Linked DNA regions of Homo sapiens: all the other regions are linked to region 1. Evidence: chromatin contacts called from ENCODE Hi-C or POLR2A ChIA-PET data. All regions are on one chromosome and are shown on one strand. The core of a region is the stretch at or near the end of the contact, and the rest is flanking DNA. Distances in the headings are between cores, read along the strand shown.

Region 1 (4,181 bases), core at 1,304-3,803:
ATATATGGATGTTACATAACAAAACATGTTATGTATGGATGTTACATAACAAAACAAAAATCCATGTGTGTATATATATATGTATATATGTATATATGTATATATATGTGTATATATGTATATATGTATATATGTGTATATACGTATATATGTATATATATGTGTATATACGTATATATACGTATATGTCTATATACGTATATATATACATATATACGTATATATATGTATATATATACATATATACACATGGATGTTATATAACAAAACACTACAGCAGTGTTTTGATGGCTAATGACTGAAAATCTAAATGTCCATCAATGGGGACAGGCTAAATACTATTTTTATATTTTTACAAAGGACTGCTGTGTAGCCATGGAAAGGATGAGGTAGTTTTATACCCATGGATATTGAAAGTGCCTAATATACAGTACTAAATGGCAAAAGCATGTGTATTAGGATTCCACTTGTGGGAAAGACAGAAGGGGGTATATATTATCATGTGCTTTATTATGATCAGAAAGTTTCTTAAATATAACCAAGAAATTATTTACAGTGCTTACTTCTGGGAAGTGGGGAATGGAGATGGGTAGATCAGTAGATAGAAAAGAAAAAGACTTTTTTTACATTGTATCCTTCTGTATTAAATTTCCTTTTATCAAAAGCATATAGCTGATTTTAAAATAGCTTAATTAAAAATACAGCAATATAGAGCTTAGTCTCCTTTTACATAATGGTTTCTAACCACAGACTGGTATGTAATGATCAGTGGTATTCCTAATAGTAATTAACCTAGAGAAATTAATGAATGATTTATTTTATAAACAAGGATAAAGTCAACATCCCTTTAATTAATCCATTAATCAAAGGGAGAAAAAGAAAGGGGGCCTATAAAACTCAAGCAGAAGGTTGAAAAAAATCTTCTAAAGATCATGTTTAAGAAAGGCTGCATCCCAGAGTCTGGATGCCAGAAATGCCAACGACCTTCTTGAAAAACAAGGAAGTATCTTTACGTGATTGTCAAATTGGGTTGGGAGGTCCCAAGGTGTGGACAAGGCTTTTTAAAAACTTCATTCTTTTACGTTTATACTTTTGCATATTTCATATTATACACAACATATTTACAGTGGTAGTCATACACTATAAATAATTAAACACACAACATTTGGGGAGATGCATGCTCAAAAATGTTTTACTGATAGGGAGTGCAATTAAAAGGTTTGGAAGCTGCTGAGGTAGTAAAAAATATTGATGCAGTGAAAAGAAAAACATTAAATGGTCATTCTGTGGTCAAGGGATGAGAAGTAAAAGCTATGAAGCAGTTAATGTACAATGCCTGCAACTTTTGAGTACTCTTCAACTTTTTCCTGCATCTATTCCAAAACCAAATCCTGCCATTTTTCCAATAGGATATTTCCTGAGTTTGCCCCTTCATAACCATTCTGACCATCTAAATCTTATCAATTCACGCTTTTGGAAAGGCCTCTGGCCCTTATGTAAAGAGCCCTCCACTTGCTTGCATCTTGCACAGAACTGTAAAAAGGTCCTTTAAATGCTCAGACAGCTTCCAACTATCTCCAAAAGTGAAAGTACTTACCCATGATTGTAAATATCCCTGTCCCACTCTCAAACTGTCCGCTCCCCATAGACCAACTGGAGCTCTTTAAATAAGTCAGACAAATATATTCCTCATTCCTCAAAGGACTCACCCTCCCTTTCACATTCCGGTTGTGCAGATTAAACATACTCCACACCATCAAACCAAGTTATTTTTCCTCGAGAACTCTCTTAGAGGTTCCTTTTTCTCTAACAGCCTGCCCACCTCTGATTCCTGGGATTTTCGTGTTGACGGGATCGTTGGGATCTTTCCTCTCTTCTCATCTTTCCAGTAACCCATTAGCATTAGCAGGATTATTGGACAGGCCTCCGTTTGCATTAATATCTCCAATGATTCTGTGATCTCCGCCCTAAAGACCTTTGATTTCTTTTGGTCGCGCCTCCCCTTCGGGACACCAAGTTTGTTTAGGGCCTGAGCACAGGGGCCCAGCAGGTTCTTTCCGACGTCAGCGGCTGCGTACGGAGGCCGACTTAGGCAGGCCGCTCCAGGAACAAGGCCGTGCGGACAGGACTGACCTAGGCGCTTTTCCCCGTCGCTCCCAGAGGAGAAACGTACCGGGGAGGGGACAGACCGTGAGCAAGTGGTCCAAGTCTGCGCAGGGTGACCCCGAAGGCCCACCGGAGAGGCCGAGGCTTGTGGGCTACTAGAACTAGGCCTGGTAGGTGAAGGAGGCGGGTGAAGGGCCGGATCCAGGACTGAATCCGGGAGAGGCGGGGCGAGGAGGGGACTCCGGTGTAGCTGCTTGGGCAGCTCCCGCGGCCCCTCTGGCGGGGGTGACCGTTATTGGACTCGCAGAGGGAAGAGTTGGGTAGCGTCCCCTACTCACCTAGAAGCGCTGCCGCCTGAGGCTCCAGCTGCCCCCCTCCCAATTCAAGCCACGTCAGCTCGGGAAGCCCGTACGCGACACCTTCCACCGCCGCGCCCCGCCAGGGACTCAGCCACTAGCAGTTGGGACGGAAGATGGGATTAAGACACCGACCAATCAGGACTATCGGCAGGACGTTACCAGGGAGACCAGGCACACCTTGTTTGTTACCAACCTATCAACAATGACGGAAACCAATCAACGACAGAAGATGCTCCGCTTCCTCAAAGAAACAGCCAATGGACCCTAAAGAGTGAATGAGGGGAGTGATTAGACGCGAGTAGGTGCCCCGGAACAAGATCTGGGGAGGGACAGGAAGTGTCGAGTGGGCGGGCGTTCTGGGAAAGGTCAGATGTTCTCAGTGTGAAGTGGTTATGCTGGCTTCCTCCAATTCCTCCTCTTCGTCGGTTGTGACTGACCGAGACAGCGGCTTGGGCTTCGGCAGAGACTTGAGACTGCGGGCACCCGCTGCCATTAGGATTGTTGAATGAGCTGTGAGAAGGGAGTGGGGGATATGGGACTCTTAGATTGAAAAAATACTGGAGCCTCTTAGTTGTTCGTCTAGTTTCACCTTTTGATTTTGTTGATGAAAAATAATTAACCACAGAAGTAACTTGCCCAAAGTCAAACAGCGACTTAGTGATGGAACTCGGACTAGAACCCGGTGTCAGTATGAAAGAGGATCAGCAATGTCTGTAAGGACATGATTGTGAGAGAGAGAGTAGTGAATACTAGGAAGGTGCCTCTTACAAAGTGGAGCCTAAGCCAGGACCTAAGCAAAGATTGAGAGTTGAGGGCTCAGGCTCTGCAATGAGTGTCAGTGAGGAGCTCCAGCAAAAGACTGAAATCACTCATGCTTTCCTTAAACCCCTAAGGAAAGGGAAGGAAAGTAGCCAGTTTCCAATGAGCTGTCATTTCAGGCACTCTCTTGGCAATAAGAGTAATGTTAGTTTGAATTTATTGAATCTTGCTGTGCACTCAGCTGGCCCATTGTATGTATACTCATCTTAATGATTACATAACTTCACAATTCAAACATCAGCTAAGTAAGGCCTTTCCTGGCTGCCCATCTTACGGAACTGGAGGTCATTATTCTAAGTGAAATAAGTCTGGCACAGAAAGACAAATATCCCATGGTCTCACTCATGTGGGAGCTTAAAAAGTTGATCTCATGGAGTAGAGATAAGTACCAGAGGCTGGGAAGGTGGAGTTGGGGGAGGGAGGGAAGAGATTGGTTAATGGGTACAAACGTAGATAGAAGGAATAAGTTCAAGTGTTTGATAGCACAGTAGGGTGACTATAGTTAACAATATGTTATATATTTCAAAATAACTAGGAGATTAGAAATGTTCCAAACACAAAAATGATAAATGTTTGAGGTGATAGATATCCTAAACACCCTGATTTGATCATTACACATTGTATGCATATATCAAACTACCACACCCCATAAATATGTACAAATATGTATCAATACAAACATAAATAAAATTGCAATTTCCTGCATGCACTATATACTTCTTCTTTGCTTCTTTTTCCCCTAAGCATTTTGCCATCTAAAGTACTATATATTTCATTTATCTGGTATCTCTCTTCTCATTAGATTATAAGCTCCAGGAAGGTAGTAATTTTGATCTCAGCTTTATCTCCAGGTCCCAGAAAAGTATAGAGGAGGGCACTCAATATCTGTTAAATTAA
Region 2 (3,962 bases), core at 355-2,854, 1.0 Mb before region 1:
TCTACCCATCATTAAACTCCTAATTGTTTCCTTCTCCAAATATTTCCACTTTTCTCCTGGAATCTTACTCCATGGTTACAAAATTCCATTATACCCTATCCTCAATCTCATTCTATTAACAAATCTCCGCCTCTACCTTGAAAACACAACTTCTCCTTATGTCCTCTCAGATAGATGCTGTTCACTTTTCAATATTCTAATTACCTTGGAGTTCAGAAAATAGGAAATGCCTTGCTAACACTCCAAAGCTACTTCTAGTGCATTACTCCTCTACCCTTATATTAAAAATCTGCCTTCTTTAGATGCTCTGGACCATCAGCTATACTCCCCTCCCTCCTTGTCTTATCGTTAATATGTACTAGCTTCCTATTAGCATCTCATTCTTAGTCTTATACCTCTGCTCTATAAGTCCTGTCATTAAACACTTTGATATCCACTTGGCAATATGATTGCACTCCTTACCCAGTATTTCTCAAGGCATTATTCACCTATAAGAGAATCATCAAGATGCTTCTTAAAATGCAGATGCTTGGGCACCAATCAACTCTGAGTCAGAATATCTGGGGGCAAGGCCCAAGAATCAAATAAAAATACTAAGACTGTCAGACTGGTCATCAAAACAAAATTTAGCTATATCTTACTTATAAGAGACATCCCATAGATATTAGGACACAGAAAGATGAAAGTTGAAATATGTAAATAAGGTAAACCACACAAACACTAACTAAAAATAAGTTGGCTTTAACTATTTTAATATCAGACAAAATAGTCTTCGAGGTACAATGTATTACCAGATATAGGGAGGGACATATTAAAATAACAAAATGTTAAATCCTTTAGGAAGTTCAAACAATCATAAATTAGTACTCACCTAGTAATATAATCTCAAAGTATATAAATGAAAAATGGACAGGATTAAAATGAGGAATAGACAAATTCACACTTACTGTTGGAGATTATAATACTTATTCCTTAGCAATTGATGAAAAAAACAGACCAAAAAAACCCACCCAACAGAGATGGAGAAGATTTAACAAATGATTAACACATATTTAGAACACTGCACCCAACAATTACAAAATATACTTTGTTTTCAAGTGCATATGAAATTTTTATCAAAATTGACCATAAAACTGGACGTGGGGAGGGTGGAGCCAGGATGGCCGAATAGGAACAGCTCCAGTCTACAGCTCCCAGCGTGAGCGACACAGAAGACAAATGATTCCTGCATTTCCAACTGAGGTACTGGGTTCATCTCACTGGGGAGTGCCAGACAGTGGGTGCAGGACAGTGGGCACAGCGCACCGAGTGTGAGTCGAAGCAAGGCGAGGCATCGCCTCACCTGGGAAGCGCAAGGGGTCAGGGAATTCCCCTTCCTAGCCAAGGGAAGCGGTGACAGATGGCACCTGGAAAATTGGGTCACTCTCACCCTAATACTGCGCTTTTCCAACGGTCTTAGCAAAAGGCACACCAGAAGATTGTATCTCGCTCCTGGCTCGAAGGGTCCTACGCCCACGAAGCCTCGCTCATTGCTAGCACAGCAGTCTGAGAGCAAACTGCAAGGCAGCAGCCAGGCTGGGGGAGGGGCACCCACCATTGCCAAGGCTTGAGTAGGTAAACAAAGCAGCCAGGAAGCTCGAACTGGGTGGAGCCCACCGCAGCTCAAGGAGGCCTGCCTGCCTCTGTAGACTCCACCTCTGGGGGCAGGGCATAGCCAGAAACCTCTGCAGACTTAAATGTCCCTGTCTGACAGCTTTGAAGAGAGTAGTGGTTCTCCCAGCATGCAGCTTGAGATCTGAGAATGGACAGACTGCCTCCTCAAGTGGGTCCCTGACCCCCGAGTAGCCTAACTGAGAGACACCCCCCAGTAGGGGCAGACTGACACCTCACACGGCCAGGTACTCCTCTGAGACAAAACTTCCAGAGGAACAATCAGGCAGCAACATTTGCTGTTCACCAATATCCGCCATTCTATAGCCTCCGCTGGTGATACCCAGGCAAACAGGGTCTGGAGCGGACCTCCAGCAAACTCCAACAGATCTGCAGCTGAGGGTCCTGACTGTTAGAAGGAAAACTAACAAACAGAAAGGACATCCTCACCAAAACCTCATCTGTACATCACCATCATCAAAGACCAAAGGTAGATAAAACCACAAAGATGGGGAAAAAACAGAGCAGAAAAGCTGAAAATTCTGAAAATCAGAGTGCCTCTCCTCCTCCAAAGGAACGCAGCTCATCACCGACAATGGAGCAAAGCTGGATGGAGAATGACTTTGATGATTTGAGAGAAGAAGGCTTCAGACGATCAAACTACTCAGAGCTAAAGGAGGAAGTTCGAACCCAAGGCAAAGAAGTTAAAAACCTTGGAAAAAGATTAGATGAAAGGCTAACTAGAATAATCAACACAGACAAGTCCTTAAAGGACCTGATGGAGCTGAAAACCACGGCATGAGAACTACGTGACGAATGCACAAGCCTCAGTAGTCGATTCAATCAATTGGAAGAAAGGGTATCAGCGATGGAAGATCAAATGAATGAAATGAAGCGAGAAGATAATTTTAGAGAAAAAAGAATAAAAAGAAAGGAACAAAGCCTCCAAGAAATATGGGACTACGTGAAAAGACCAAATCTATGTCTGACTGGTCTACCTGAAAGTGACAGGGAGAATGGAACCAAGTTGGAAAACACTCTGCAGGATATTATCTAGGAGAACTTCCCCAATCTAGCAAGGCAGGCCAACATTCAAATTCAGGAAATACAGAGAACGCCACAAAGAGACTCCTCGAGAAGAGCAACTCCAAGACACATAATTGTCAGATTCACCAAAGTTGAAATGAAGGAAAAAATGTTAAGGGCAGCCAGAGAGAAAAGTCAGGTTACCCACAAAGGGAAGCACATCAGACTAACAGCTGATCTCTTGGCAGAAACTCTACAAGCCAGAACAGAGTGGGGGCCAATATTCAACATTCTTAAAGAAAAGAATTTTCAACCCAGAATTTCATATCCAGCCAAACTAAGCTTCATAAGCGAAGGAGAAATAAAATACTTTACAGATAAGCAAATGCTGAGAGATTCTGTCACCACCAGGCCTGCCCTAAAAGAGTTCCTGAAGGAAGCACTAAATATGGAAAGGAACAACCGGTACCAGCCACTGCAAAAACATGCCAAAGCGTAAAGACCATCGAGGCTAGGAAGAAACTGCATCAACTAACGAGCAAAATAACCAGCTAACATTATAATGACAGGATCAAATTCACACATAACAATATTAACCTTAAATTGTAAGTGGGCTAAATGCTCCAATTAAAAGACACAGACTGGCAAATTGTCAAGACCCATCAGTGTGCTGTATTCAGGAAACCCATCTCATGTGCAGAGACACACATAGGCTCAAAATAAAGGGATGGAAGAACATCTACTGAGCAAATGGAAAACAAAAAAAGGCAGGGGTTGCAATCCTAGTCTCTGATAAAACAGACTTTAAACCAACAAAGATCAAAAGAGACAAAGAAGGCCATTACATAATGGTAAAGGGATCAATTCAACAAGAACAGCTAACTATCCTAAACATATATGCACCCAATACAGGAGCACCCAGATTCATAAAGCAAGTCCTTAGAGACCTACAAAGACACTTAGACTCCCACACAATAATAATGGGAGACTTTAACACACCACTGTCAACATTAGACAGATCAATGAGACAGAAAGTTAACAAGGATATCCAGGAATTGAACTCAGCTCTGCACCAAGCGGACCTAATAGATATCTACAGAACTCTCCATCCCAAGTCAACAGAATATACATTCTTTTCAGCACCACACCACACCTATTCCAAAACTGACCACACAGTTGGAAGCAAAGCAATCCTCAGCAAATGTAAAAGAACAGAAATTATAACAAACTGTCTCTCAGACCACAGTGCAATCAAACGAGAACTCAGGATTAAGAAACATACTCGT
Region 3 (4,040 bases), core at 212-2,711, 1.5 Mb after region 1:
TTGAGTATATATCTAGGACAAAATTTATGTTAGTTCAGGCCTTTCTTCTGAACTCTAGACCTACATATCCAAATCTACTTGACATCTCCATTTATAGGCATTTCAAATTTAACATATTCCAAACCATTTGCTCCTCTTTCTGTGTTCCATGAGTCAGTAAATGGCTTCTTAATCCATCTAGTTACTTAAGGAGTCATCCTTAATATTCCTTTTTGTTGACCCTTCCCGGCAAACCAATCCGTTATGAAGTCCCTTGGATACCATTTCTAATTTATACATATCTTGAAATTATCTACCTCTTTCTGTCTCTAACTCCCATTACACTAGTTCAAGCCCCATCATTTCTGGCTTTGCCTGACGCAACTGCCTCCAAATGGCTTTCCAGCAGCCCTTCTTGCCCTTTTCCACACTATTCTCCACAAACAGCCTGAGTGATTCTTAAATATGCAAATAGGATCCTACTTAATAGTCTTTATTAGCTGCCCATTGACCTTGGGCTGAGATGAGACAAGGGCCAGACCATGCTGACTCTTATTGGCCACATTACAGATTTCAGGCTGTATTTTGGAAGATATCTTAAGGTCAACGGGCAAAGTTTCTCCTTGCTCCCTACACTCCATCCACACTGACTCCCTTTTAGTTCCTAGAGCACAAGAAGTTCTTTCATGCCCCGACAACCTCACACAATATTTCCTTGGCGGGGAACATTCTCTAAGGCTCTTCAATATGCCTGCCGCTTAAAAGGCACTTATTCAGAAGTCTTTTCCCTGATAGTCCAAAATTAATTGATCATTGCACCCACTAATTTTCCCTCCCAATACTGACAATTTGTAGTTCTGTAACTATTTATGCTTTAATATCTCTTGCTCCAATTACTCCTTAAATTCCATCAAGTGTTATGTCCACTCCTGTAACCCCGTGCTTAACACGGTGCTTGGCACATGGTAAACAGTCAGGAAATGCCTGTTTAATAATGCATGACCGATGCGAAGGCTGGAAGGGGTCGCAGGGTCAGCATCTGGCACTTCTCTGCCATGGTTAGTTTCCTTCTTGTGTGTGGGAATAGACGGGGCCAGGTCTTCTCCTTGCTCACCCAGAGGGGGCTTTTCTCCCTGTCCCCTTTATAAGTGTCTGCTGTAGGGCCGCGTGTGAGAGACAAAATGCCTGCAGAAACAGGGCGGCGAGCGGAAGAGATTGGCCCTATTTCTGAAGTCAACGTAGTTCTGTCATCAGAGGATGCTGTACTTTTCTGGCGCAGGTGCGAGAGAAGCTGCCAATCTCTCCTGGAGCGGGTGGGACTAAGGAGGGCCCCGGGAGCTGGGGGGTTGTTGTGTCCTTCCTGCAGAACCCGATTGGCCTGGGTGAGCTGAGGGAACGGGGGCGTGGTTTGATTCCGCGGGCGCGAGCCACGTTGGACGCGCCGCAGCGTCGCCGAAAGGTCCCTCCCAGGCCCCACAATGCACTTCGGGGCGCGTCACTCGGAGCGGCGGGTCCCGTCTCGACAGGTACTCCCCGGCCCCTCCCAGTCCTCTTCTTCCTTTCTTAGGGGTCGTTCGAATCCCTGCCGGCCTCTCCCCTCCCGCTCCCTGCCTCTCGCCACAGCCTCGGCCTTCGCCCTCGGGATTGAAGACCTACCCCACGGGCAGGAGCCAAGTCCGTGCCTTTGGGATGGGAGTCGGGGCCGCGGAGCTCTGGAGGGACGGGCAAGCGGGGACCCCGTCCCCTTCGACTTGAGGGTTCTCTGGGGCCAGGCGGGCGGCGGTTGCGCCTCGTCTGAGCCGCCTCGGGTGTTGGGCAGCCAGGAAAGGAGTGTTTGAAGGGGAGGGACAGTCGCACTTGGCTGTCAGCATGGTGGTGGGGATTCCCTGGCGCCCAGGTGTCAGAAACACGGTGATCTACCTGTGTAGGTGGCCCATGAGAGCTTGAGGTGGCATTTCCTATTTCTTTTAGGCAGAATGGGACTTGAACCAGTGTCTTACTTTACGTTTTGTGGGGATGGAGTGAGCCCTGAGCCCAGATATTTGCCCGCGTTGGCTCACGGAAATCTCTTGAGACCCTGTCTCAAGAGTCACTTTGGGAACGATGTGGCAGAAGGGAGACCTGAGCAATTGGCTCGGCAAGTGGAGGAGGCTTCCAAAAGAAAAGGACAAGCCCCAGCTGGCTTGAATCTCTCTGCCAGTGAAGACAGCTTAAGATAATTTTTCCCTGCTGCTTAGTTTCCTGGATCATCCACCTGGGGCAGGGGGCGAGCTTGAGAACCAGTCCCTCCTATGCCTATTCAGCCAAGGCAAAGCCTAGCCCAGAGCAAAAGTATCAGCCACCAGACTGGAGATGTTGGGATCTTCAGTCAGGGGAACAGCCACTTTTCAAACTCTGAATCACTTTCCATGTTACTGATATTTGCTTACATGCTAAGATTGTAAGGAATCAGGCAATGCCTTAAACGGTACCTACAATTTCTGATATATTAAGGTTCATTCAGTATTTGACTCTGACACCTGTGACCATATCCTAAAGTAATGGGACATTCGGGTATTTCCTATGTTGAAAACCATCACATCTGTTTAGTGCCTTTTTTTTTTTTTTTTTTTTTTTTTTTTTTTTTTGCGTGCAACTGGTTAAAATCGAAGTATATCTTATGTTGGTATATGAAAGAGGCCTAGGTCTTATCACAGGGGTGCCTGTGACCTTCCTTGAGTGTCTCACAGAGTTGTTAGAATTGGGCCTGAGTTTAAATCCCTACTTTGTCACCTACTCGTTTAGGGATTAAAAAAAATTCCTCAAGCTTTCTGGGCTTGAATTTCCTCAAAGGTAAAATGGAACTAATAATACCTATCTCACAGGTTTTTGGAACGCTTAAATGAGGTAATGTGTATAAAGTGCGTGGTCCATGGAGAGTAATCAATAAATAATACAGCAAATATTTAATGTAGTGCTTTTAGCATGTTACAAGGCAATGTTTCAGGCACTTTACATGATCCTATGAGATAGATACTATTGTCATCTTTAAAACAAGCCTATGAGATAGATGCTATTAGTAGCCACAATATATAGATGTGGAAATTGAGATATAGAAAGGCAAAGCTTGTCCAAATTTACATGGCTGGTAGATGGTGGAGCCAGGATTAGAACCCAGGCAGCAAGTGAATAGATAGTTTCTATATCCCTGGTTTCTTGTGTCTTGTTGGTTTTGGGAGACTGATGAAGCATAGTGATGTAGAGATACTAGAAACTTAGACCGAAGTACCAGTTCTGCTATATACTAGCAGTGTGACATTGAGAAAGTGAGCCTTAGTTTCCTCATCTGTAAAATGGTGGTTTTACCTACCCAACCGTGAACTATGTGGCACTATAAAAATGTTGGGATTGACACATTTGAGCATGTATTGGGGGCCCTGTCCTAGATGTGGGTAAAATCTGTTGTGAAGCCTGAGGTCTTATACATACTGTGCAGTGCAAGCACCCATAATAGGAATGTCGAACACTGCTAGTGAGGTAGAAGGCATAGGCAAAATGGCGGAAATTCCATCCCCTTTATCACCCACTCTATCCCCCACCCTCAGCGAGCACTTTTAATAAAATAATATGTACCATATTGGTATTGTTTCCCAAACTTTGGTACTGTCACATATGCAAGATAATTTGATAAGCAAATGAACATTAAAAAATTCTCCCCAAATTTTCACACACATACATATTTGAATGAAACAAGTTCATTTAATTTAAATTAGGAGAAAAACTTAACATCTCAAAACTGATTTCACAGATATTATTGCTAAAAAATAAAGGACAAGAAAAGTAAGTCAATTCAAAGACCAATATTAGGTAAATAGTACAGGTGGATGAAGATAATTCTGAAAGTGGTACTTGGATGACTGAAGACTGGGAAGTTATGAACTAAAATAAATATGAGTGCTTTTGCCCCCAGTATAAAATGTTTTTATCTTAAAAGTGGCATTTGTGAAAGCATTTGGTTAGAACGTATATACAAAATCCACTTACATGTTGGGCTTTGTTTATTACCTTTTGAGAGATAACTT

Evidence for each region. Hi-C counts contacts between places; a loop is a spot of excess contacts on that map. ChIA-PET counts read pairs that join two places held with the same protein, here RNA polymerase II (POLR2A). Pooled maps may share reads with other maps.
Region 2: a loop to region 1 is called in a pooled map, with 20 times the contacts of the local background. The contact joins the enhancer-like site here to the promoter of GOLGB1 in region 1. A Hi-C loop is called at or near these places in 4 of 50 pooled maps. POLR2A ChIA-PET finds 5 or more read pairs at or near these places in 2 of 52 experiments (PC-9 and T-cell).
Region 3: a map of CD4-positive, alpha-beta T cell shows a loop between it and region 1 (14-fold over the local background). The contact joins the promoter of SEC22A here to the promoter of GOLGB1 in region 1. A Hi-C loop is called at or near these places in 7 of 168 maps with a recorded cell type or tissue (B cell, CD4-positive, alpha-beta T cell, CD4-positive, alpha-beta memory T cell and 2 more), 1 of 37 single-sample maps with no recorded cell type and 11 of 50 pooled maps. POLR2A ChIA-PET finds 5 or more read pairs at or near these places in 1 of 52 experiments (Panc1).

What each region holds. Positions count from the first base shown.
Region 1 is chr3:121,747,188-121,751,368 of GRCh38, forward strand. It overlaps GOLGB1 (golgin B1), which reads right to left and starts at 2,554. Exons shown (of 22, transcript NM_001366282.2): 1 at 2,445-2,554. RefSeq lists enhancers at 2,212-2,261, 2,282-2,521.
Region 2 is chr3:120,718,070-120,722,031 of GRCh38, forward strand. The region is part of intron 2 of RABL3 (RAB, member of RAS oncogene family like 3); the gene reads right to left. It also overlaps the pseudogene MTCO1P29. Among named protein-coding and RNA genes, the nearest start is that of RABL3, 22 kb to the right of the region's middle. RefSeq lists enhancers at 1,412-1,971, 1,507-1,656. Within about 2 kb of position 1,605, at least 14 of the 41 ENCODE cell types and tissues checked have a DNase peak (open chromatin) inside an H3K27ac peak, as active enhancers do.
Region 3 is chr3:123,200,482-123,204,521 of GRCh38, forward strand. SEC22A (SEC22 homolog A, vesicle trafficking protein) reads left to right here and starts at 1,462. Exons shown (of 7, transcript NM_012430.5): 1 at 1,462-1,505. RefSeq lists enhancers at 1,019-1,168, 1,179-1,258, 1,499-1,548.